Linked DNA regions of Homo sapiens: region 1 is linked to region 2. The links are chromatin loops, found by intact Hi-C in ENCODE. Cell type or tissue: PC-9. All regions are shown on one strand. Links, peaks and the distances in the headings refer to the core of each region. The heading gives the core; the rest is flanking DNA. Region 1 has its middle 15 kb from the start of MIR4421. Region 2 overlaps FAF1 (Fas associated factor 1).

Evidence for each region. Hi-C counts contacts between places; a loop is a spot of excess contacts. Peaks named below come from ENCODE experiments on the same cell type or tissue, not always from the same donor. Only the 100,000 strongest peaks of a DNase experiment are listed, where the experiment ranks them.
Region 1: a loop joins it to region 2, with 2.9 times the contacts of the local background. A loop is called at or near these places in 62 of 110 quality-filtered maps.

What each region holds. Positions count from the first base shown.
Region 1 is chr1:51,036,498-51,053,363 of GRCh38, reverse strand. No RefSeq gene overlaps it. Among named protein-coding and RNA genes, the nearest start is that of MIR4421, 15 kb to the left of the region's middle. In PC-9, for the core only: a CTCF peak has its summit at 8,318 (motif pointing right); no DNase peak of the experiment used is centred there.
Region 2 is chr1:50,924,586-50,932,585 of GRCh38, reverse strand. The region is part of intron 1 of FAF1 (Fas associated factor 1); the gene reads left to right. Among named protein-coding and RNA genes, the nearest start is that of FAF1, 32 kb to the left of the region's middle. In PC-9, for the core only: CTCF peaks have their summits at 2,846 and 3,047 (motif pointing left); no DNase peak of the experiment used is centred there; H3K27ac peaks cover 583 bases.

The sequences.
Region 1 (16,866 bases), core at 4,560-12,559, 120 kb before region 2:
TAACTAACCAATTTAGTAAAGTTACAGGATAACCAACATACTAAAACACACAAACAGCAAAACTACCTGAAAAGGAAATTTAAAAAACAATCCCATTTACAATAGCTACAAACTTAACCAAAACAGAAACACTTGCATGCTGAAAATTATGAAACATTGATGAAGGAAACTGAAGAAGACACAGATGAATGGAAATACATCCTATGTTCATGGATTGGAAAATTCAATATTTTTAAAATGTCAACATTAGGCCAGGCACAGAGGCTCATGCCTGTAATCCCAGCACTTTGGGAGGCTGAGGTGGGTGGATCACCTGAGATGGGGAGTTCGAGACTAGCCTGACCAACTTGGAGAAACCCCGTGTCTACTAAAAATACAAAATTAGCCAGGCATGGTGGTGCATGCCTGTAATCCCAGCTACTCGAGAGGCTGAGGCAGGAGAATCCCTTGAACCCTGCAGCTGGAGGTTGCGGTGAGCTGAGATCACGCCATTGCACTCCAGCCTGGGCAACAAGAGCGAAATTCTGTCTCAAAAAAAAAAGAAAAAAAAAAGCCACATTATTCAAAGTGATCTACAGATTCAGTACAATCTCTATCAAAATCCCACTGGCATTCTTTATAGAAATAGAAAAAATTATGCTAAAATTTATATGGAACCACAATAGACCCCACATAGCCAAGTCAATCTTGAGCAAGAAAAATGAAGCTAGAGGCATCACACTTCCTGACTTCAAAATATATTACAAAGTGACATTAATCAAAGCAGCATGTTGCTGACATAAAAACAGACATATAGACGAATGGAACAAAATAGAGAACCCAGTCAACTGATCTTTGACAGAGGTGCCAAGAACACACAATGGGGAAAGGATAGCCCCTTACATAAGTGATGTGGGGAAAACTGATACGAGCATACTTAATTTTACTGTAGTTTGCTTTTTTGTGCTTCACAGATCCTGCATTTTTTATTAATTGAAGGTTTGTGGCAACCCTGCACTGACCAAGTCTATCGGTGTCACTTTTCCAAGAGCATGTGCTCACTTTTGGGTCTTTGTCACATTTTGGTTATTCTTTTGATATTTAAAATTTTTTGTTATTATTATATCTATTATGGCGATCTGTGGTCAGTGATCTTTCATGTTATTATTGTAATTGTTTTGGGGCACCACAAACTGCACCCATATGAGATAGTGAACTTAATTGATAAGTATTGGGTGTGTTTTTGCTACCCCACCAACCGACATTCCCCCCATCTCTCTCCCCCTGCTTGGGTCTATTCCCCAAGACACAAGAATATTGAAATTAGGCCAACTAATGATGCTAAAATGGCCTCTAATTGTTCAAGTGAAAGGAAGAGTTGCACATTTATCATCTTAAATCAAAAGCTAAAAGCAATTAAGCTTAATGAGGAAGGCATGTCAAAGGCTGAGATATGCTGAAAGCTAGGACTCTTGCACCAAACAGCAAAGTTGTGAATGCAAAGGAAAAATCCTTGAAGGATATTAAAAGTGCTACTCCAGTGAACATATGAATAATAAGAAAGCAAAACAGACTTATTGTTGACAGAGAGAAAGTTTAGTGGCCTAGATAGAAGATCAAACCAGCCACAATATTGTATTAAGCCAAAGCCTAATTCAGAGCCAGGCCTTAACTCTCTTCAATTCTGTGAAGGCTGAGAGAGGTGAGGAAGCTGGAGAAGAAAAGTCTGAAGCTAGCAGAAGTTAATTCATGAGGTTTAAGGGAAGAAGCCAACTCCATAGCATAAAAGTTAAAGATGAAACAGCAAGTGCTGATGTAGAAGTTACGGCAACCTTTATCCAGAAGATCTAGCTAAGATAATTGATAAAGGTGGCTACTCTAAAGAACAGATTTTTCAATGTACACAAAATAGCCTTCTATTGGAAGAAGATGCCATCTAGGACTTTGATAGCTAAAGAGAAGTCAATGCCTGGCTTCAAAGTTTCAAAGGGCAGCCTGACTCTCTCCTTAGGGGCTAATGTAGAATGTGACTTTCAGTTGAAGCCAATGCTCATTGAGAATTCTGAAAATCCTAGGGCTCTTCAAAATTATGCCAAATCAATTCTGCCTATGCTTTCTAAATGAACAACAAAGCCTGGATGAGAGCCCATCTCTTTACAGCATGGTTTACTAAATATTTTAAGTCCACTCTTGAGACCTACTCCTGAGGAAAATGATTCCTTTCAAACTATTGCTGGTTATTGACAATGCACCCAATCATCCAAGAGTTCTGATGGAGATGTACAAGGAGATGAATGTTGTTTTTATGCCTGGTAACACATCATCCATTCTGCAGTCCGTGGGTCAAGGAGTAATTTTGAGTATCAAGTCTTATTCTTTAAGAAATATATTTTGTAAGGCTATAGCTGCCATAGATTATGATTCCTCTTACAGATCTGGGCAAAGTACATTGAAAACCTTCTGGAAAAGAGTCACCATTCTAGATGCCATTAAGAAAATTCATGATTCATGGGAGGTCAAAATATCAGCATTAGCAGGAGTTTGAAAGAAGTTGATTTCAGCCCTCATGAATGACTTTGAGTGGTTCAGGACTTCTGGGAAAGGAGTCACTGAAGATTGGTGGAAATAGCAAGAGAACTGGAATTAGAAATGAAGCCTGAAGATATGACTGAATTGCTGCAATCTCATGATAAAACTTGAATGGAAGAGGAGTTGCTTCTTATGGATGAGCAAACAGTGGTTTCTTATGATGGAATCTATTCCAGATGAAGATGTGAACATTGTTGAAATGACAACAAAGGATTTAGAATATGACATAACCTTAGTTGATAAGGCAGCAGTAGAGCTTAAGAGGATTGAGTCCAATTTTGGAAGAAGTTATCCTGTGGGCAAAATGCTATCAAACAGCATCACATGCTAGAGAAAAATCTTTCATGAAAGAGTCAACTGATGTGGCAAACTTCACTGTTGTCTTATTTTTAAGAAATTGTGGGCCAGGCGCAGTGGCTAGTGCCTGTAATCCTAGCATTTTGGGAGGCTAAGGCAGGAGGATCACTTGAGCTCAGGAGTTCAAGACCAATCTGGGCAACATAGTGAGACCCCCTCTCTGCAAAACAGTGTTAAAAATTAGCTAGGCATTGTGGCATGTGCCTATAGTTACAGCTACTCCAGAGGCTGAGGTGGGAGGATTGCTTGACCTCAGGAATTCAAGGCTGCAGTGAGCCATGATTGTGCCACTGCACATCAGCCTGGGTGACGGAGTAAGACCTTGTCTCAAAAAAAAAAAAAAAGGAAGAAAAAAGAAAGAAAGAAAGGAAGGAAGGAAGGAAGAAAGGAAGGAAGGAAGGGAAATTGCCACAGCCACCCCAACCTTCAACAACCACCACGCTGATCAGTCAGCAGCTTCAACCTTGAGGCAAGAACTTCCATCAGCAATAAGATTATGACTCACTAAAGGATCAAATGAATATTACCATTTTTTTAGCAATAAAGTATTTTAAAATTAAGGTATGTACATTTTTTAGACATAATGCTGTTCCACACTAATATACTATAGAATAGTGTAAATATAACTTTTATATGCACTGGGAAATAAAAAAGTCATGTGACTCATTTTATTGCAATATTAACTTTACTATGGTGGTCTATAACTGAATCTGCAATATCTTCAAAGTATGCCTGTACATTTGTAATTTTGATAGATTTTGCCAAATTGCTCTCATGGAAGTCTACTACATGCTAATATCAACAATGTAGCGGAATTACTATTTCTCCACCTCCTCACCAACATGGTAGTATATTCAACTTTTTTTCCTTTGCCAATTTAGTGGGGAAAATGATATCACAATGTAATTCTAATTTATTTTTCTTATTAGGAGGAAAATTATTTTTTAATGTGTTTGAGGTACTTGTATGTTCTTTCTGTGAGCTGTCTGTTGCTCAAGACTTTTTAAGGGAGAAAATGAGTTTCAAAACCTTTTTTTGAATAATATTGTAGACCAGAAAACACTTCTGTCATTGAATTTTAGATTACTTTTTAAAAGTATGCCTGAAAAGAGTTAGGGAAGTTTGCAAGGACCAAAGATTCTAGTTACATATGATAACTGCACTGATGTAGCTATATACATAACAGAAAAAAATTGAACAATTTATTTCAAGCCTCTAGTTCATTTCACTTTATAATAGATGAATTTCAGAAAATATGTATCTTAAACACTTTCTGTAAAGAGTTTTAAGGTACAATTTTTTAACAAAATAATGATTAAAAGGATATTAACTGTCAACCTAAATAACAAACAATGAGGGAGACTCTCTAAAATATTTATTCAGGAATAGACATTGCAATGGGAATTACATGCCATAGTAAATTATGTGTGTATTCAGGGAGGTAAAGGAAGACAAACGTTTTTGAAGGAAAAATGAGGAGGATTACATCATAGTTTTTGAGATAATTATCCTTGACTATAAGTATCATTCACAAGGGTGGCTCCTGTCCAAGGCTGGACAGGCAGTTGCTGGGCATGCTGGGCAGATATTCTCATAGAAGTTTTTTGGTTTTTGTAAGGTTCTGATGGCATTTGTGCAAGGTTGTGGTTTCTACAGTCTTTTATGATAGCTCTTATTACCAGGCATTCATATGAGAACTCTCCCTTCATGACCTTCCCCAGTTCTAGTTGTCAGAGTTTTTAACACAAACGAAATTTTGATTCTGACAGCTTTCACATAATCATTAAGGCAATTTACCTCCCATTTATTTTCTATTCTTGTTTATAGTTATCTAGAATGTTGTCATAATATAATCAGCTTTCCCATAGTTTTATTATGTTGCATTATTAGAAGAATTTTGGATTGATTGAAGATTTAAATGACAGACCTCTAACCAGAAAAATCCTAGAAGAAAACCTAGGAAATATCCTTCTTGACATTGGCTTTGGCAAATAATTTTTGGCTAAGTCCCCAAAAGCAATTGCAACTGAAGTAAAAATTGACAAGTGAGACCTAATTAAACTAAAGTGCTTCACAGCAAAAAAAAACTATCAGCAGTCAACAGACAACCTACAGAATGGGAGAAAGTATTCGGAAACTATCCCTATTACAAAGGTCTAATATCCAGAATCTATAAGGAACTTAACAAGGAAAAACAAAGAACCCCATTTAAAAATGGGCAAAGGACATGAACAGACACCTCTCAAAATAAGACAAATAAGCAGCCAATAAACATATGAAAAAATGCCCATCATCACTAATCATCAGAGAAATGAAATTAAAACCACAATGAGATAACATGTCATACCAGTCAGAATGGCTATTTTAAAAGGTCAAAAAACAACAGATGCTGGCAAGGCTTCAGAGAAAAGGGAATTCTTATACACTGTTGTGAGAATGTAAATTAGTTCCACCACAGAAATCCCATTACTGGGTATATACCCAAAGAAAAAAAAATCATTGTACTGAAAAGATACATGCATTTCCATGTTCATCACCACACTATTCACAATAGCAATGACATGGAATCAACCTAGGTGCCCATCAATTGTGGATAGGATGAAGAAAATGTGGTACTTATGAGAAAGAAAATCATGGAATAATACACAGCCATGAAATATAATGAAATCATGTCATTATCAGCAACATGGATGGAGCTGGACATTATAATCCTAAAACAATTAATGTAAGAACAGGAAACCAAATACTGCATGGTTTCACTTATAAATGGGAGCTAAACATTGAGCATACATGGACATAAAAATGGAAAAATAGACACTGCGGACTACTAGAGTGGGCCTCGGGGTGTGCCATGAGTTGAAAACTGACTTTTTGGATACTGTGCTCACTACCTGGGTGTAATATACCCATGTAACAAACCTGCATATCTACTCCCTGTATCTAAAATAAAAGTTGAATTTTTTTTTTAAGACAGAGTTTTGCTCTTGTTGCCCAGGCTGGAGTGCAATGGCGCGATCTCGGCTCACTGCAACCTCCGCCTCCCGGGTTCAAGCTATTCTCCTGCCTCAGCCTCACATGTAGCTGGGATGACAGGCACGTGCCACCACGCCAGGCTAATTTTTGTATTTTTAGTAGAGACGGGGTTTCATCGTTTTGGCCAGGCTGGTCTTGAGCTCCTGACCTCAAGTGATCCACCTGCCTCAGCCTCCCAAAGTGCTGGGATTACAGGTGTGAGCCACCACCGTGCCTGGCCAAAGTTGAAATTTTTAAAAAAGAATTTTGTCTCAGAATACAATGAGAATAAGTGTAGTACATTTAACATTTTGCATACAAAAATTAAACAATCTTAATTTGAAATGTCTGTAGGATTTTGGGTACATAGATCTTTAAATTAAATTTCCATATTAAAATCTCTTATATAGTCTGAAATTCCAAGAACCAGGATTGTGTTGTGACACGAATTTGGGCTTTGTAGAGTTGGGTTAAAATCATGGCTTCTTAATAGCTGTGTGAGATTGATTAAGTTATGTAACTACCAAGAGTCTCAATTTTACTCATCTGCAAAGTAGAAATAAAAATACCAACTCAAGGCTGGGTGCAGTGGTTCACGCCTGTAATCCCAGCACGTTGGGAGGCCGAGGCGGGCAAATCACTTGAGGTCAGGAGCTCGAGACCAGCCTGGCCAATATGGTGAAACCCCGTCTCTACTAAAAATACAAAAATTAGCCAGCTATGGTGGCAGGTGTCTGTAATCCCAGCTACTCAGGAGGCTGAGGCATGAGAATCTCTTGAACCCAGGAGATGGGGGTTGCAGTGAGCCGAGATCACACCACTGCACTCCAGCCTGGGCGACAGAGCAAGACTCCGTCTCAAAAAAAAACCCTCAAAAGATTGTTGGAAGGAATTGTATTAGATAATGTATCTAAATGCCTAGCTTATAGTAGGGTCTACAATAAAGGCTATTTCTCCTTTCTCCTTTGTGTAAATATAGTAATGAAAAGTTTTTTCCTTTTTAAAAAATTTTAAAAATATATTTTATTTTATTTTATTTTATTTTGTATTATAACTTGACGGACTCTTGCTCTATTGCCCAGGCTGGAATGCAGTGGCACAGTCATAACTCACTGCAGCCTCAAACTCCTGGACTAAAGCAATCTTCCCGCCTCAGCCTGCTGAGTAGCTGGGACTGCAGGTGCATGCTACCTCACCCAGTTAATTAAAAAAAAAAGTTATAGAGATAGAGTTTCAATTTGTTGCTCAGACTGGCCTCAAACTCCTGGCTTCATGTATTCTTCCTCCCTCAGCCTCACAAAGTGCCAGGATAACAAGTATGAGCCCAACTGAAAAGTTTTAAATGTAATTGTAAACTCTAAATACCGAAGCCTTTTAATGAAAGTGTTACAAAAAAAAGTATTCTATAATCTTCTTGAAAAATTATATTAATTGCACCCATGATTTGATTTTTGAAAAGTGGTTCATAACCAGTCGTTGATTAAACTGAGATTTAAAGTTTCTTTTTTCCATTAAAAAAAACTACTTTGTATATGCCCATTTTTTACAGATCCTAAAGTTAAATCAAAATAAAAGCCCAGGCCCAATGACTTATGCCTGTAATCTTAGCAGTTTGGGAGGCTGAGGCGGGCGGGTCACCTGATGTCAGGAGTTTGAGACCAGCCTGGCCAACATGGTGAAACCCTGTCTCTATTAAAAATACAAAAATTACCCGGGCGTGGTGGTACATGCCTGTAATCCCAACCACCCAGGAGGCTGAGGCAGGAGAATCACTGGAACCTGGCAGACAGAGGCTGCGGTGAGCCAAGATCCCGCCACTGCACTCCCGCCTGGGTGACAGAGCAAGACTCTGTCTCAAAAAATAAAATAAAATAAAATAAAATAAAAACAGTAGCAAACAAATACACATTTGCATTTATATATGTAAACACACATATACATACACTATACACACGAAAATATATCAAACTAAAATATCCACTTGATGTGTTAAGCACCACTGGCCAGTTTTAATTTTTTTTTTTTTCCTGAGACAGGGTTTTGCTCTGTTGCCCAGGCTGGAGTGCAGTGGCATGATCATGGCTCACTGTAGCCTCGAACTCCTGGGCTCAAGCAATCCTCCAGCCTTGGTCTCCCAAAGCACTGGGATTACAGGCGTGAGCCATGGCACACAGCCTGAAATTTCATATAAACAATTTAACCATGCTAGAACTATTTCAATCGTTTATTTATATAGTTGAAGCACTTTGAAAGTGAGGATAATTACTTACAAGCATTTCATTTTATTAACTTAAACATTCTTTAATGTTCTTTTTTTTGTAAATAACTTTCATTTACAACATTTCCAAATAAATATTTGTATAGCCCGACTATTTAATAAATATCCACAAGATGGTGCCATGGTTAACATGTTAACATGGGAATTTAAGAATTAAAACGTAGAAGTGTTTGACGCATCATTGTATATGACAAAATTACCATCAATTTTTATGCTCTTATTATAATAATACTCACTTATGCATTTCAGATGTTCAAATTACTGCATTTCATTACCAAAATTTTTTATTATTTGTAAACATATATTTCCTCATATGGAATATTAAGTAATAAAATGATATGCAAGTTGCAAACACAAACATAAATTGGACCTTTTATACTTCATAGATTAATGGGTATGTTTTTAATGATCTCCTCAATTTTTAATGCCAAGATTTAAAATAATATTCAAATGGCATCCCATTAACTAGTTTATGTTAAACCTAGTTATTGGCAAGGTCTTTGCTAGCTACAGACTGAACTGAATCCCTCCTAGATTCATTTGTTGAAGTCCTAACCCTCGATGTGATATTTGGAGATGAGACTTTTGGGAGGTAAATTTAATCAGTTCTTGAGAGTGGAGTTCTCATGATGGAATTAGTGCCTTTATAGGAAGAGACACCAGAGAGCTTGCTTTCTCTCTCTCCACCATGGAGAACATAGCCAGAAGATAGCCATCTGCTTGCCAGGAGGAGATCCCTTACCAGAAACTGACTGTGCTGGCACACTGATGTCAGACTCTCAGCCTTCAGTACTGTGAGAAGATAAATGTCTGGGCCAGGTGCAGTGGCTCATGCCTGTAATCCTAGAACTTTGGGAGGCTGAGGCAGGAGGATCACATGAGGCCAGGAGCTCGAGACCAGCCTAGGCAACATAGTGAGACCCCCGTCTCTACAAAAAAAAATTTTTTTAATTAGCCTAGCATGGTAGCTCACACCTGTAGTCCCAGCTCTTTGAAGGCTGAGGCAGGAAGATCGCTTAAGCCCTAGAGTTCAAGGCTGTCATGATTGCCACTGCATTCCAGCCTGGACAACAAAGTGAGACCCTTTCTCTAAACCAAAACAACAAAACAAAACAAAAAATAACAAGAATGCTACAAAGTCTTGTGTACCCCTCACTCAAATTCCCTACTTGTAAATGTTCTGCTACTTAAAAAAAAAATCATCTTTCTCCCTTTCACTTTCTCTCTCTCCCTACATGCACACACATACATACATATTTAGGATATATAAGTATATTTGTGCATGTACGGATAGAATTTCCTGAGTCACTTGAGATTGAGAGTTATAATGTTCCAAAATACTTCTGTGTATATTTCCTAAGAATAAGAAAACTCATGCTTCTATATTCACAATACAATCAGCAAATTTAGGAGATTTAACATCAATACATTAGTATTATCTAATATACAGTCCATGTTCAATTTTTGCCAATTTTCTAGTAATGTTTCTTATGGCATTTTTTTCCCTTGATTCACAATTTAATCTAGGCTTACACCTTGCATTTTGTTGCTACAGCTCTTTCATCTCCTTTTAATCTGGAATGATTTTCATCCTTTCTTTGTCTTTCATGATACTGATATTTTTAAAGCATACAGCCCAGTTGTCTTGCAAAATATCCCTCAATTTTGATTTGTCTGATGTTTCCTCATGATTAGATTCATGTTATACATTTTTGGCCAAATACTACATGATATGGTTTGGCTCTGTGTCCCTACCCAAATCTCATGTCAAATTGTAATTTCCAATGTTGAGGGGGTGGACCTGGAAAGAAGGTGATTGGATCATGGGGGTGGATTTCCCCCTTGCTGTTCTTGTGATAGTGAATGAGTTCTCATGAGATCTGGTTGTTTAAAAATGTGTAGCACTTCCTGCTTCACTAGCTCTCTCCTGCCGCCACGTGAAGATGGGCTTGCTTCCCTTCCATCATGATTGTAAGTTTCCTGAGACTTCCAGAGCCATGCTTTTTGTACAGCCTGTGGAACTACGAGTCAATTAAACCCTTTTCTTTGTAAATTACCCAGTCTCAGATAGTTCTTTATAACAGTGTGAGAATGAACTAATACAATACATAAGTGATCATGTCAGTTTGCCCCATAATCTGTAAGTAATTTGTAAGGACATAGTTGGAGACTATGTAAATATATTGTTTCTCTTCAATCTTCCTTCCTTCCTTCCTTCTTTCCTTCCTTGCTTCCTTTCTTTCTTTTTTCTTTCTTTCTTTTTCTTTTTGTTTTTTGAGACAGGGTCTTGCTCCATCACTCAGGCTGGAGTGCAGTGGCACAATCTCAGCTCACTGCACCCTCTATTTCCTGGGTTCTAGTGATCCTCCTGCCTCAGCCTCCTGAGTAGCTGAGACTACAGGCATGCACTGCCATGCCTGGCTAATTTTTGTATTTTTTGTAGAGATGGGGTCTCACTATGTTGCCCAGGCTGGTCTCAAACTCCTGGGCTCAAGTGATCCACCCACCGTGGCCTCTCAAAGTGCTGGGATTACAGGCGTGAGCCACCATGCCTGGCCCAAACTTTCATTGAATAGTTTTAGCATCCATGGATGATTCTTGCCTGAACCAGTTATTACTATAATTCTTGCAAAAAAGTGATTTTTCTTTCTTTTTTTGAGACAGGGTTTCCCTCTCATCACTCAGGCTGGAGGGCAGTGGCATGCTGTCAGCTCACTACAGCCTCTGCCTCCTGGGCTCAAGTGATCCTCCTGCCTCAGCCTCCCAAGTAGCTAGACTATATATGTGCCACCATGCCTAGCTCATTTTTGTATTTTTAGTAGAGACAGGGTTACATCATGTTGGCCAGGCTGGTGATATGCTGACCTCAAGTGATCTGCCCGTCTCGGCCTCCCAAAGTGCTGGGATTACAGACATGAGCCACCATGCCCAGCCAAAAGTGATTTTCCTAACACTCTTATTTCTCCTATATTTATTACTTATCATTCTCCTGTAGGGAAGGGCTTTCCCTTCTGTCTTATTTGTTATCATAAAATAATAGGCCAGGCATGGTGGCTCATGCCTGTAATCCCAGCACTTTGGGAGGCCAAGGCGGGCAGATCACAAGGTCAAGAGATCAAGACCATCTGGCCAACATGGTAAAACCCCGTCTCCACTAAAAATACAAAAATTAGCTGGGTGTGGTGGTGAACACCTGTAGTCTCAGCTACTCGGGAGGCTGAGGCAGGAGAATCGCTTGAACCCAGGAGGCGGAGGTTGCAGTGAGCCGAGACCACACCACTGCACTCCAGCCTAGCGAGAGTGTAAGACTCTGTCTCAAAAATAATAATAATAGTAATTTATTATTTATTAATAATAAGAACATTTGTATTAATTATTTTTATATTTACTTTTTCCTATAGGTTATAATCCATTGTTATCCTTATTCATTTTGATGTTCAAATTGTCTCTGATTTGGCCTGTGGGAGCCCCTTCAATTTGGCTTTGTGTTTTTTTTTTTGGCACGTACGCATCCTTTTTTTTAGCACTTTCTTACTCTGACATATCAAGATGCTCCATACTCGGCTTTTACTTTCCAGCCTCAGCCCTGGGCTCTACCATTTTTATTGCTACTGGAGTATCACTGCTATTAGGCCCTTGTAGGAACAGAGCTGAAGGAAATGGTAATTTCATATTGTTCAACCAAGTATATACACATATATGTTCCCACAATCAGAACCCTGACTACCCACAGCATCATAGCATCAATGTATTTACTCATTTACTCAATCCAGCAATACACATAAAGTAGTTAAGAATTATTATACCCATAACAGTAGAAAAATAACCCAACAAACCTGCCAAAAGAGATTAAATTTTTTTGAGAGTTCTCTTTGTTTTTAGACTGCAGTCATATAGTCAAAGAACTGGGTTCAAAAGTTACCTAGATTATTTTTTTCTCTTTAGAGTAGTTATGTTATCCATTTGGAATATAGTTCGCTTGGTTTTTTTTGCTTGCATTCAATTCTGGGGGTTTATTCCTATTTTTCTTGATTTTATTTTATCTCTTGAAGTACAAAATATTAACACGATTCCAAAAGTCAAAAATGTATTAAAAGGTATACTCAAAGAAGTGTTATTTCCTTATCTATTGCTGTCCAAAACTGACTGGGTTAAAACAATAATCATTCACTGTCTCTCACACTTTCAGTGGACCAAGAATTTGGGAGCAGCTTGTTGTGGCTTGAGATTTCTTATGAAGTTGTAGTCAGATATTGGTTAGGGTTGCAGCCATCTTAAGACTTGACTGGGGCTGGAAGATCTGCTTGTAAAGTATCTTATTCACTCACATGGCAGCTTGGTGCTCATTGGTTTCTCTCTACGTAGGCCTTTCCCTGGGGCTGCTTGAGTGTTTTCACAACATAGTGGCTGGCTTCCCCAAGAGAAAAAGACCAAAGTAAATCTGAGACCAAAAGAGAAGCTGCAATGCCTCGTATCACCTAGCCTTGGAAATTACACATATTGTTAGCTCCATCATATTCTAGTGGTGGAACATACCAGCCCTGATTCAGAGTGAGAGAAGACTGCAAAAGAGCATGAATACCAGGAGGTGGACATCACTGGGGGCCATCATGAAGGCTGTCTACCATACCCTACCTAACCCTTTCACCTTATTTTCTCCCACCAATCCTAGGTAGTCAATTATGTCAGTTATTTGTTTGTTTGTCATATGCTTCTCTTTTTTGTAAAAATAAGGAGATATGAGTATATTCTCTTATTTATACTTCTTTCTTACACAAAAGGTAACATATTTACTCTTCTTACAGTTTATTTTTTTCCACATTACACTATATCCTGGAAACCCCTCCATTTTGGTTCATACAGATCTTTATTCGCTTTTACAACTACATACTCTGTTGCGTGGATGTACCACAATTTATTCAACTAATCTCCTATGTATGAGTATGTAGGTTTGTTTCAGTATTCTGTAATTATAAATAAGGGAGCAACATATAACCTTGTACATATGTATTTTTGTATTGTTGGAGATGTGTCATTAGGGCAAATTCCTAGACATGGAATTGCTACTCAAAGGATAAATGTATTCTTAACTTGTTAGATATTGCCATATTATCCTCTATAGGGAAGGTACTATTTTTTTTTTAGATGGAGTCTCACATTGTCCCCCAGGCTGTAATGCAGTGGTGTGATCTCAGCTCACTGCAACGTCCGCCTCCCAGGTTCAAGCGATTTTCCTGCCTTAGCCTCCCAAGTAGCTGGGACTACAGGCGTGTGCTATCATGCCCAGCTAAGTTTTTGTATTTTTAGTAGAAACAGGGCTTCTCCATGTTGCCCAGGCTGGTCTCGAACTCCTGACCTCAAGTTATCTGCACACCTCTGCCTCCCAAAGTGCTGGGATTACAGACGTCACCCATCACACCCGGCTGGGAAGATACCATTTTGCATTCCCATCAACAAAATATGAGAGCGCTTGTTTCCTGATAGCCTCTCTAACACATTGTGTTGAAAAGCTTGTGATGTTTGGTCAATTAGACAGGTGAGAAATGGTATCAGAGTGTAGTTTTTGACCTCAAAGATTCCCCTAAATATTTCTTGTAGTGCAGGTCTGCTAGCCATGAATTTTCTCAATTTTTGTTTATTTGGGAATGACAAGTTCTCCTTCAGTTTTGAAAGATGGTTTTGCTGGATATAGAATTCTTGTCAGACAGTCTTTTTATTTTAGCACTTTAAATATGTCACCCCATGTCTTCTCACTTCCATGGTTTCTTATAAGGAATCAGCAATTAATTTTATTGAGGATACCTTTTACATGATAAGTTGCATCTCCTTGGCTGTTTTCAGTATTCTCTATTTGTCTTTCAATAGTTTGATTATGATGTGTCTAGGTGTGGATCTCTTTGAATTTATTCTACTTGGAGTCCATATAGCTACTTCAATATGTAGATATGTTTTTAATGTTTTTTAATAACATTTGGAAAGTTTTCAGCTATTATTTCTTCAAATATTTTTTCTTGCCTGGAAAGAATACTTGAATATTTTATTTCACTTCTTCTAGAATTGCCATTATGCATACGTTGATCTTCTTGATGGTGTTCCACAGGTCTCTGAAACTCTATTTATTTTTGTTCATTCTTCTTTCTTTCTGTTCCTCAAACCAGATAATCTCAATTGTGCATTCTCATATTCACAATGGTATATATACATAATGCATAATGGCAGTCCCAGAAGGGAAGAAGAAAGAGAAAGGAGCAGAAAAAATTCTTGAAGAAATAATGGCCCAAAATTTCTGAAATTTGACTCCAAAACATTAGTTTACACATTAAAGAAGCTTAATGGACTCTAAGTAGGGTTAACTCAAAGAAATCCACACCTAGACACAATCATAGGCTTCTGTAAGCCAGGTTTATGTTTCCTTTGGCAACACAACTTCCCAAAATACTTTAGGAAATATTTAGCAGATTTCCGACTTGCTTCCAAAAAGCTCTATGTGCTAATAATCACACTGCAAAATTGTTTTCTCAAGACTAATTTATTTGCATATTTGTCTGTACAAGACCTATCCTCTCCTAATTTAATGGCAGCTATCTTGAGTCCATTTAAATTAATAACAGGCTTGGGTGGGAAGGCACCATCTTTAATCTAATCTTTGCAGATATACTAGCTGCAATTTTTCTGGAAGAGAAATCTAAATGGAAGAAGCTTGAGAAAATGCTGGGGCCTTATACTCTCTTGTCTGGGGGAACATGAGCACTTGAGTTTTTTTAACTTTCTTGGGCATGAGTAGTTTAGATTTTAGTCCACTGGCAGAAAGACTCCTTTAACAGAACTGAATTTTCTTTCATATCTGTTTGAAAATTGGCCAATTCTTGCCTGAATTCATTGCTTTCTTATATCTTGCTACAAACAGCAATGAAGAGCCAATACACATTACATTCTGATATTTTCTAACTCGTTCATCTAGAAATTCAGGGTCTGTTAGCACACAGTTGTACTTCCATGATATCAGAGGCAACAATTTTATGAAGTATTTTGCCACAGTATACAAAGATAATCAGCTTTCCAGCATGCAATTGTTTCCTTTCCATGAACTGCTAGACTATTAAGCAGACACTGCTTATTTGAGTAATTTTGCCATAGCATCAGCCATTTTTAATATTAAATACTCTGTCAGTCAGGGTTTGGTCCAGTTAACAGAAGTGACACTAGACATTTTAAGCAGGAAGTGATTTAATGTAGGGAGTTAGGTGCTTACAAAATCTTTGGAGAGTTGAGGGGGCAGCTGCTTAACACCTAGAATATCTACCAAAATAAGTCTGACATGCTACACTGGGAGACAACTACCACTGAGACCACCATTGCATCTATGCTTTAAAAAACTGCTGCCACAGCTGTCTCTTAGCCAAAGAAGGTAAAGAATGAGTATTAACACAGCAAACTAGAGATTACAAAGTATGAGTTCAGGTAGAGAAACCTTGCCATGACTACTGCTTCTTTACTCACAGGGTCAAAGACACTGGAATGCTATTACAGAAAGCTGTACATTTACAAATCTTACTTTTTAGCGGCAATAGACCAGACCTATAGCTAATAGCAACTGTAATACTTCCACCTTCCAACTCTCATTTGGGTGTATTTGATTGATGGAACCTCATCCGTGTCTAGAACTCTAGCTGCAAAAGGAATCTGGGAGAAGTATTTTTGAAAGCTTTCCAACCTCTCCAAATACACAGTTTGAGAAAACTAGTCTAAAAGAGTTACCATAGTCCATTAACATGGCTAATTTCAATAACAAATTTATTTACATTGCTAAGATAAGTCCATTTAATCATGTTGCAGTTTTTTAATACATGTTGGATTTAGTTATTTAGGATTTTTACATCTATTTTCTTAAATGAAATTGGTTTGTAAATTTTTCAATACTATCCTTACATGTATGCTGTGTCAAAGTTATTCTTATCTCAAAAAGAATTAGCTTTCCCTCTATTTCTACGTTCTATTCTTGGAAAGTTTGATAGAACTCTACCGTTTGACACTAGCATTGGGAACGAGAAAATGGGGAAGAAGGGGAGCTGATTTCTATTTCATCATCTTTATATGTTATTTGTTTATGAAAGTTCTGCTATATGTTGTACTATTTTTTCCAGTTAAAAAATCATTCCAGGAATTTATTTATCTAAATTTTCAAATATTTTGGCAAATAGGTCTCACTCTGTCACCCAGGCTGGAGTGTAGTGGTGCAATCTGGGCTCACTGCAACCTCCACCTCCAGGGCTCAAGTGATCCCGATCTCCCTACTTGGGACAACTACAGTGAGCACTACCATGCCTGGCTAATTTTTGCTTTTTTTTTTTTTTTTTTTTTTTTGTAGAGACATGGTTTTGCCATGTTGCCTAAGTTGGTCTCAAACTTCTGAGCTCAAGTGGTTGCCTACCTTGGCCTCCCAAAGTGCTGGGATTACAGGTGTGAGTCACCACATCTGGCTTCATCATTTCTTATACAAGTTTAAAATCTTGGTTTTATCTGTGGTTGTTTTTTCTTTTTCTTTTTTTAGGTTACAAAGAGACATATTTACTTCCTAGAACCTGTTGATTTCTCCAATGTGGATAGATGGGAGTTTAAAAAAAAGTTATTGGGCCAGGCATGGTTGCTTG
Region 2 (8,000 bases), core at 1-8,000:
ACCTAGAAGGGAGGCTGTACCCTGCAAAGCCACAGGCGCGGAGCTGCCCAAGACCATGGGAACCCACCTTTTGCATCCGTGTGACCTGAATGTGAGACCTGGAGTCAAAGGAGATCATTTTGGCGCTTTAAAATTTAACTGCCCCGCTGGATTTCACACTTGAATGGGCCCTGTAACCCCTTTGTTTTGGCTAATTTCTCCCATGTAGAATGGCTGTGTTTACCCAATACCTGTACCCTCATTTTATCTGGGAAATAACTAGCTTGCTTTTGATTTTAGAGGCTCATAGGTGGAAGGGACTTGCCTTGTCTCAGATGAGACTTTGGACTGTGGACTTTTGGGTTAATGCTGAAATGAGTTACGGCTTTGGGGGACTATTGGGAAGGCATGATTGGTTTTGACATGTGAGGACATGAGATTTGGAGGGGCCATGGGTGGAATGATATGGTTGGCTGTGTCCCCATCCAAATCTCAACTTGAATTTTCGTCTCCCAGAATTGCCACATGTTGTGGGAGGGACCCGGGGGGAGGTAATTGAATCATGGGAGTCAGTCTTTCATGTGCTATTATTATTATTATTATTCCCAGAATTGCCACATGTTGTGGGAGGGACCTGGGGGGAGGTAATTGAATCATGGGAGTCAGTCTTTCATGTGCTATTATTATTATTATTATTATTATTATTATTATTATTATTTATTTATTTATTTTTGAGACAGAGTCTTGCTCTGTCACCCAGGCTGGAGTGCAGTGGCACGATCTCGGCTTACTTCAAGCTCTGCCTCCCTGGTTCACGCCATTCTGCTTCAGCCTCCTGAGTAGCTGGGACTACAGGCGCCTGCCTCTATGCCTGGCTAATTTTTTTGTTGTTGTTGTATTTTTAGTAGAGATGGGGTTTCACTGTGTTAGCTAGGATGGTCTCAACCTGCTGATCTCGTGATCCACCCGCCTCAGCCTCCTAAAGTGCTGGGATTACAGGTGTGAGTCACTGCGCCCACCCACGTGCTATTCTTGTGATAGTGAATAAGTCTCTTGAGATCTGATAGGTTTATCAGGGATTTCTGCTTTTGCTTCTTCCTCATTTTTCTCTCACTGCCACCATGTAAGAAGTGCCTTTCACCTCCTGTCATGATTCTGAGGCTTCCCCAGCTATGTGGAACTGTAAGTCCAATTAAACCTCTTTTTGTTTCCAGTTTTGGGTGTGTCTTTATCAGCAGCGTGAAAACAAACTAATACATATGCTCAACCCTAAAGAATGCAGATAAGAAAGTATAACAATAAGAAAGTATAAACAATGCAGATAAGAAACTATAACAATAAGAAAAACAATTGGAACAGATTGAAAACAAAATAAAAGAACCAAGATAGTAAACTGAGAACCAAGATAGTAAACTTACAGTAAACTACTGCCATATCAGTAATTACATTAAATGTAAATAGGGTAAATAGTAATCAAAAGGTAGAGACCATCAGGTTGGATGAAAATTAAATATTGATCTATATTTCGTATAAGAGAAGCATCTGGAATATAAAGATGCTTCTCTAGGTTGTAAATAAAAGGATGGACAAACAATATATCATGTAGACACTAATCATAACAAATCTGCTGTAATTAATTAATAATGTTAGACTAAGACTTCAAGTTAAGGAGTATTACTAAAAATAAAGAAGTTCTGGCACACAGTTTTTCTGCTTTCTAACCCTAGTTAAGTTATATTGCCTTCTTTAGTTTTCTTATTGTAAAATTGGGCTATTTGGTGCTTTACCTACTTTTTTTTCTTTTTTGAGACGGAGTCTTGCTGTCTCCCAGGCTGGAGTGCAGTGGCACGATCTCGGCTCATTGCAAGCTCCACCTCCCGAGTAGCTGGGACTACAGGCACCCGCCACCATGCCTGGCTAATTTTTTGTATTTTTAGTAGAGACGGGGTTTCACTGTGTTAGCCAGGATGGTCTCGATCTCCTGACCTCGTGATCCACCCGCCTTGGCCTCCCAAAGTGCTGGGATTACAGGCTTGAGCCACTGTGCCTGGCCACCTGCATTATTATTAATCCTTACAGCAGCTTTGCAAGATTGTTGTTATTACCATTGTATGAGTGAGAACACTGAGACTCAGAGAGGTTAATAACTAAAGTCACAGGGCTAGTTAAATGGTAAAACTGCATTTGAAGCTAGTTGTGCTTTGAGTCAGAGCTTTTTTTCCACTACACATTGTTTCCTGCCAATATACCTTCCTGAATAGTACTGTACCCTAAACTTTGCTGCTGTATAAACACACCTACTTGGAAGAACTCTCCTGAGGTCACCTGCTTAGCTCATTATGCCCTTTTGGAATCCATTCTTCTTTAAAACAAAAGAACCAAGATGTATTAAAATGTCATTAACAGGCTGTAATTGAGAATTTCCCACTTTGGCATTATGATTTTACTACTTATCAGTACATTTCAAAGATATCCCTCTCTTGAAATGCTTTGTTAACTACACCCCCAGATTACCCTAAATAAATGTTAATTTGCTAACATTTTGGTTAAGCTAAATGAAAAAAATGAGTGGCATAGATCATTGGAGTCTACTTGGAAAAAAGAAGGTATTTGCATCTTGGTGCTTAATTCTTTATGCGATAAATTGCCTAATATATGTTATTTGCTTTTTAAGAGTTGTAGACTGTAAATTACTGACAATTTGTATAGCGTTACATTATATTTGTAGCTTCTGGTAAGACAGAATACTTATAAGTTATAGCTTATAATAATTATAAAAAAGCTAAGTATGGTTTGTGTTCCTTTAAATAATCTTATAAATCTTTAGATGTACTTTGTTACCTGAATAATTGTGAATCGTGGGGGCAGGAGCCACATCTTTTTCCCACTATATTTCCAGACCCTAACACTATGCCTGGCACATGATAGACATTCAATGAATATTTTTGGCAGTTTTATTATTTCCTGAAAGTCTTGTGTGAAAACTAGCATGTAATGAAATTCCCAAGATGTGTTAAATGTTTGCTCCCTCTTGTGGATAGAAAAGATAATGTAAGCTCTTACAATGAATCTATTCTCTAGTTTTTGTTACCAAAAGATATAATATAAACAGTGTGTAAAATTTAGGGAAATTTTTATTTTTTTGAAGGGATCTGAATACAATTTTATCAACCAAAGATCTTTTAGTTCACATATATTCATAAAACATGCATTAATTCTTGCTCAAGTATCATTTTTTAAAACTATCCAGGATAAAATTTATATACTAGTACTCAATGTAGAACTTAAATAGCACTGTTTTGGGAGCCCACTCCTTCTGCTTTCCTATGTATAAATTGTATGAATGATGAAAGAACTTTCTGTTTTAATTCTGTTAATAAAACTCTATTAAATATTGTGGGATATACTTTGAGAGTATTATTAAACACATCATTTCCTAATAATTCAAAACATTTTTTATTTTGATTAAAAAAAGAATCATTTTGCTAGCCTTCCCAGTTTTTTTTTCTTTTCTTTCTTTTTTTTTTTTTTTTTTGAGACAGTGTCTTGCTATGTCACCCAGGCTGGGGTACAGTGGTATGATCTTGGCTCACTGCAACCTGTGCCTCCTGAGCTCAAGCAATCCTCCCATGCAGCTGGCACCACAGATGCACGCCACCATGCCTGGGTATTTCTTTGGATGTTTAATAGAGATGGGGTTTCACCGTGTTGGCCAGGCTGGTCTCGATCCCCTGAGCTCAGCTTAGCCTCCCAAAGTGCTGGGATTACAGGCATGCGCCACTGTGCCTGGCCAGCCTTCCCTAGTTTTTTTTTTTTTTTTTTTTGAGGTGGAGTCTCGCACTGTTGCCTGGGCTGGAGTCCAATGGCGTGATTTCGGTTCAGTGCAACCTCCACCTCCCAGGTTCAAGCGATTCTCTTGCCTCAGCCTCTCGAGTAGTTGGGATTACAGGCGCCCGCCATCATGCTCGGCTGATACTTTGTATTTTTAGTAGAGATGGGGTTTCACTATGTTGGCCAGGCTGGTCTCGAACTCTTGACCTTGTGATCCGCCCACCTTGATCTCCCAAAGTGCTGGGATTACAGGCATGAGCCACTGCGCCTGGCCGCCTTCCTCAGTTTTTAAATACAGAACACCTATTTTCTTTTAAGTGTGATATTTTTATTCTAAAGAATTAATGCCGCTGAGACTAAAAGCAGCTGGGCTTTGGAAATGCTTTGACATGTAGAATAAATCTTTTAAACAAAGGTATAGATTCTTGACGTTCTTTTCTCCATATACTCAAGAGACTTTCATATTACTTTCTTAGACTTTTCCATTCTATTATTTATAGTAGAAGTTGACTTTCATTTTGAGGCCACTTTTGAAATAGAACCAATATTTTTGCCATTTCAGAAAAATTGTCGTCTGTGTGCCAAAGACAGAGAGCATGCAGTAAAAGTGCACCATAGCATGGATGTTGGACTCAAGCAGGGCTCACTTACTAGGCAGGTGACTTGTTCCTGAAAACCAGTCTGGCTGTGAACATCATCCAGATCCTCACCTCAGCAAAATCACAGTCTGTCATTAACTGAAGCAAATGAAAATTCTAAACTTTATGAGGGCATAATACTCAGCAAAGAACACAAATCCTAACAGTATAGTTTGAATTTGCACAACATGAACACATCCATATAAACAACTCTTTGGTTAAAAGAACAGAATATGTAACGAGTAGAAAAAAGAAAAAGAGGAGATTAGGGCACATAGAGACACAAGGAAGAACAATGTGAACACAGGGAGGAGACAGCCATCAACAAGCCAAGAAGAGAGGCCCCAGAAGACACGCAAACTGCTGACACCTTGATATTGGATTTCTAGTCTCAGAATTGTAAGAAAAAAAATTTGTTTAAACAAATGAAAAAGAAGAATATAATCAGAGTTCCAGAAGCCTCCTTCTTCCATTCAATTACCCCTCACCTTTCAGCATAACTTAGTACATTGACTTCTGACATTACACATATGTTAGTTTTGCCAGTTTTAAAACTTTATGTATATGAAACCACACAGTAAGCTTTTATTTTTTTTGGAGACAGGGTCTCACTCTGCCGCCCAGGCAGAGTGCCATCTTGGCTCACTGCAACCTCAGCCTCCCAAGTAGCTGGGACTACAGGCACATGCCACCATGCCCGGCTCATTTTTTGTCATTTTAGTAGAAACGGGGTTTCAACATGTTGGCTAGGCTGGTCTCGAACTCCTGACCTCAAGTGACCCACCCGCCTCGGCCTCCCAAAGTGCTGGGATTACAGGTGTGAGCCACCACGCTTGGTCCCCATGCAGTAAGCTTTAAAAAAAAAATTCTGGTAAAATATACATAACATAAAATTTACCCTTTTTGCCATTTTAAACATACAGTTCAGTGGTATTAAGTACCCTCACATTGTTATGTGGCATCACCACCACTCATCTCTAGAACGTTTTCATCTTCCCAAACTCTATTGATTAAACGTTAACTCCCTATTCCCCTTTCTGCTTCTAAACATTAACTCCCCATTCCCCTTTCTGCTTCTGTGAGTTTGAGTACTTATAGACGTGGAATTATTTAGTGTTTGTTCTTTTATGTCTGGCTTGTTTCACTTAACATAGTATTTTTAAGTTACATCCGTTTTATAGCATGTGTCAGAATTTCTTGCCTTTTTAAGGAGCAACAATACTCTGTTGTGTGAACATACTACATGTTCTTTATTTATGGATGGACATTTGAGTTGTTTATACATTTTGGATATTGTCAACAATGGTACTATGAACATGGGTGGATAAATATGTCTTGACTCCTTGCTTCCTTAAAAGTCTTTTGGGTACATAACCACAAGTGCAGTTACTGGATCATACGGTAATTTTTTCCCTTGTATTTTTAGTTTACATGTAATAATTGTGTATACTTATGGGATACAACTGATGTTTTCATAAGAATATGCAATGTGTAGTGATCAAATCAGAGTAATTAGCATATCCTTCACCTTAAACTTTTTTTTTTTGTTGAGAACATTTAAAGTCTGCTTTTTTATCTTTTTGAAAATATACAATAAATTATAGTTAACCATGTCACCCCACAGCGCTGTAGAACACCAGAACTCATTCCTCCTATCTAGCTGTAATTTTATATGTTAACCAGGTTCTCCCCATTCTCCCTCTCACTGCCCTTCCCAGTCTCCAATATCTACAGTTGTATACTCTAATTCCATGAGCTCAGAATTCTTTTTAGCTCCTACATATGACTGAGAGCATGTATTTATCTTTCTGTGCCTTATTTAGTTTAACATAGTATCCTCCAGGCTTATCCATGTTGCTGCAAGTGATAGGATTTCATTATTTTTCTTTGTAGTTTTGTTTGTTTGTTTGTTTTTTATGTTTAGAGACAGGATCTTTCTGTTGCCCAGGCTGGAGTGCAGTAGTGTGATCATATGCTTCAGTAATGTTAAACTCTGGGGCTTAAGCGATCCTCCCCCCTCAGTCTCCCGAGTAACTGGGATTACAAGCATGTATCACCACATCTGGCTAACTTGTTTTACTTTTTATAGAGATGGGGTATTGCTATGTTACCCAGCCTGGTCTTCAACTCCTGGCCTTAAGCGACCCTCCTGCCTCAGCCTCCCAAATCACTGGGATTACGTGCATGAGGCACACTACATCTGGCCCAATTCCATTCTTTTTCATGGAGGAATAGTATTCTATTGTGTATATAAACCACATTTTTCTTTATCCATTTGCCTGTTGATGGACATTTAGGCTGACTCCATATCTGGGCTATTATGAATAGTGCTGCAATAAACATGGATGTATAGGTATCCTTTTGATGTTGATTTCCTTTCCTTTGGATAAATACCCAGTAGTGTGATTGCTGTATCATATAGTAGTTCTATTTTTAGTTTTTTGAGAAAGTGCAACACTGTTTTTTATAGTGACTATACTAATTTATATTCCCACCAACAGTGTATGAGTTCCCTTTTCTCTGCATCCTTGCCAGCATTTGTAATTTTTTGTCTTTGATAATAGCCATTCTGAGCGGGGTGAGATAATATTTGTTGGCCATTTCTATGTCTTCGTTTGAGAAATGTCTGTTCAGATCTTTGACCCACTTTGTAGTAGTGGGATTTTTTTTTTTTTGGTGCTAAGTTTGAATTCCTTGTATATTCTGGTTGTTAGTTCTTTGTTAGTCAAACGATTTGTAAGTATTTTCCTATCTACAGGTTATCTCTTAACTGTGTTGATTGTTTCTTTTACCGTGGAGAAGCCTTTTAGTTTAGTACAGTCCCATTTGTCTATTCTTGTTGTCTGTGTTTTTGTCCTGACGTGATTCCACCCAGCAGTTTTATAGTTTTGAGTCTTACATTTAAGTCTTTAATCCATTTTGAGTTAATTTTTGTATGTAGTGATAGATAGGGGTCTAGTTTCATTCCTCTGCATATGACTATCCATTTTTCTTAGCACCATTTATTGAAGAGACTGTTGTTTTCCCAATGTGTATTCTTAGCACTTTTGCTGAGTATCAGTTGGCTAAAAATATGTGGATTTATTAATATTTTTAATTTCAAGGTTCTCTGTTCTGTTGGTCTATGTATCTGTTTTGTTTTGTTATGTTTTTTGAGATGGAGTTTCATTCTTGTCACCCAGGCTGGAGTGCAATGGCACGATCTCAGCTCACTGCAGCCTCCGCCTCCTGGGTTCAAGTAATTCACCTGCCTTAGCCTTCCGAGTAGCTGAGATTACAGGTGCCCAACACCACACCCAGCTAATTTTTGTATTTTTTGGAGAGACAGGGTTTCATCATGTTGGCCAGGCTGGTCTTGAACTCTTGAACTCAGGTGATCCACCCACCTCAGCCTCCCAAAGTGCTGGGTTTACAGGCGTGAGCCACTGTGCCTAGCCTATGTATCTTTTATTATACCAATACTATGCTGTTTTGGTTACTATAGCTCTGCTGTATATTTTGAAGTCAGCTTTGTTCTTTTTTTCTGATTATTGCTTTGGCTATTCAGGGTCT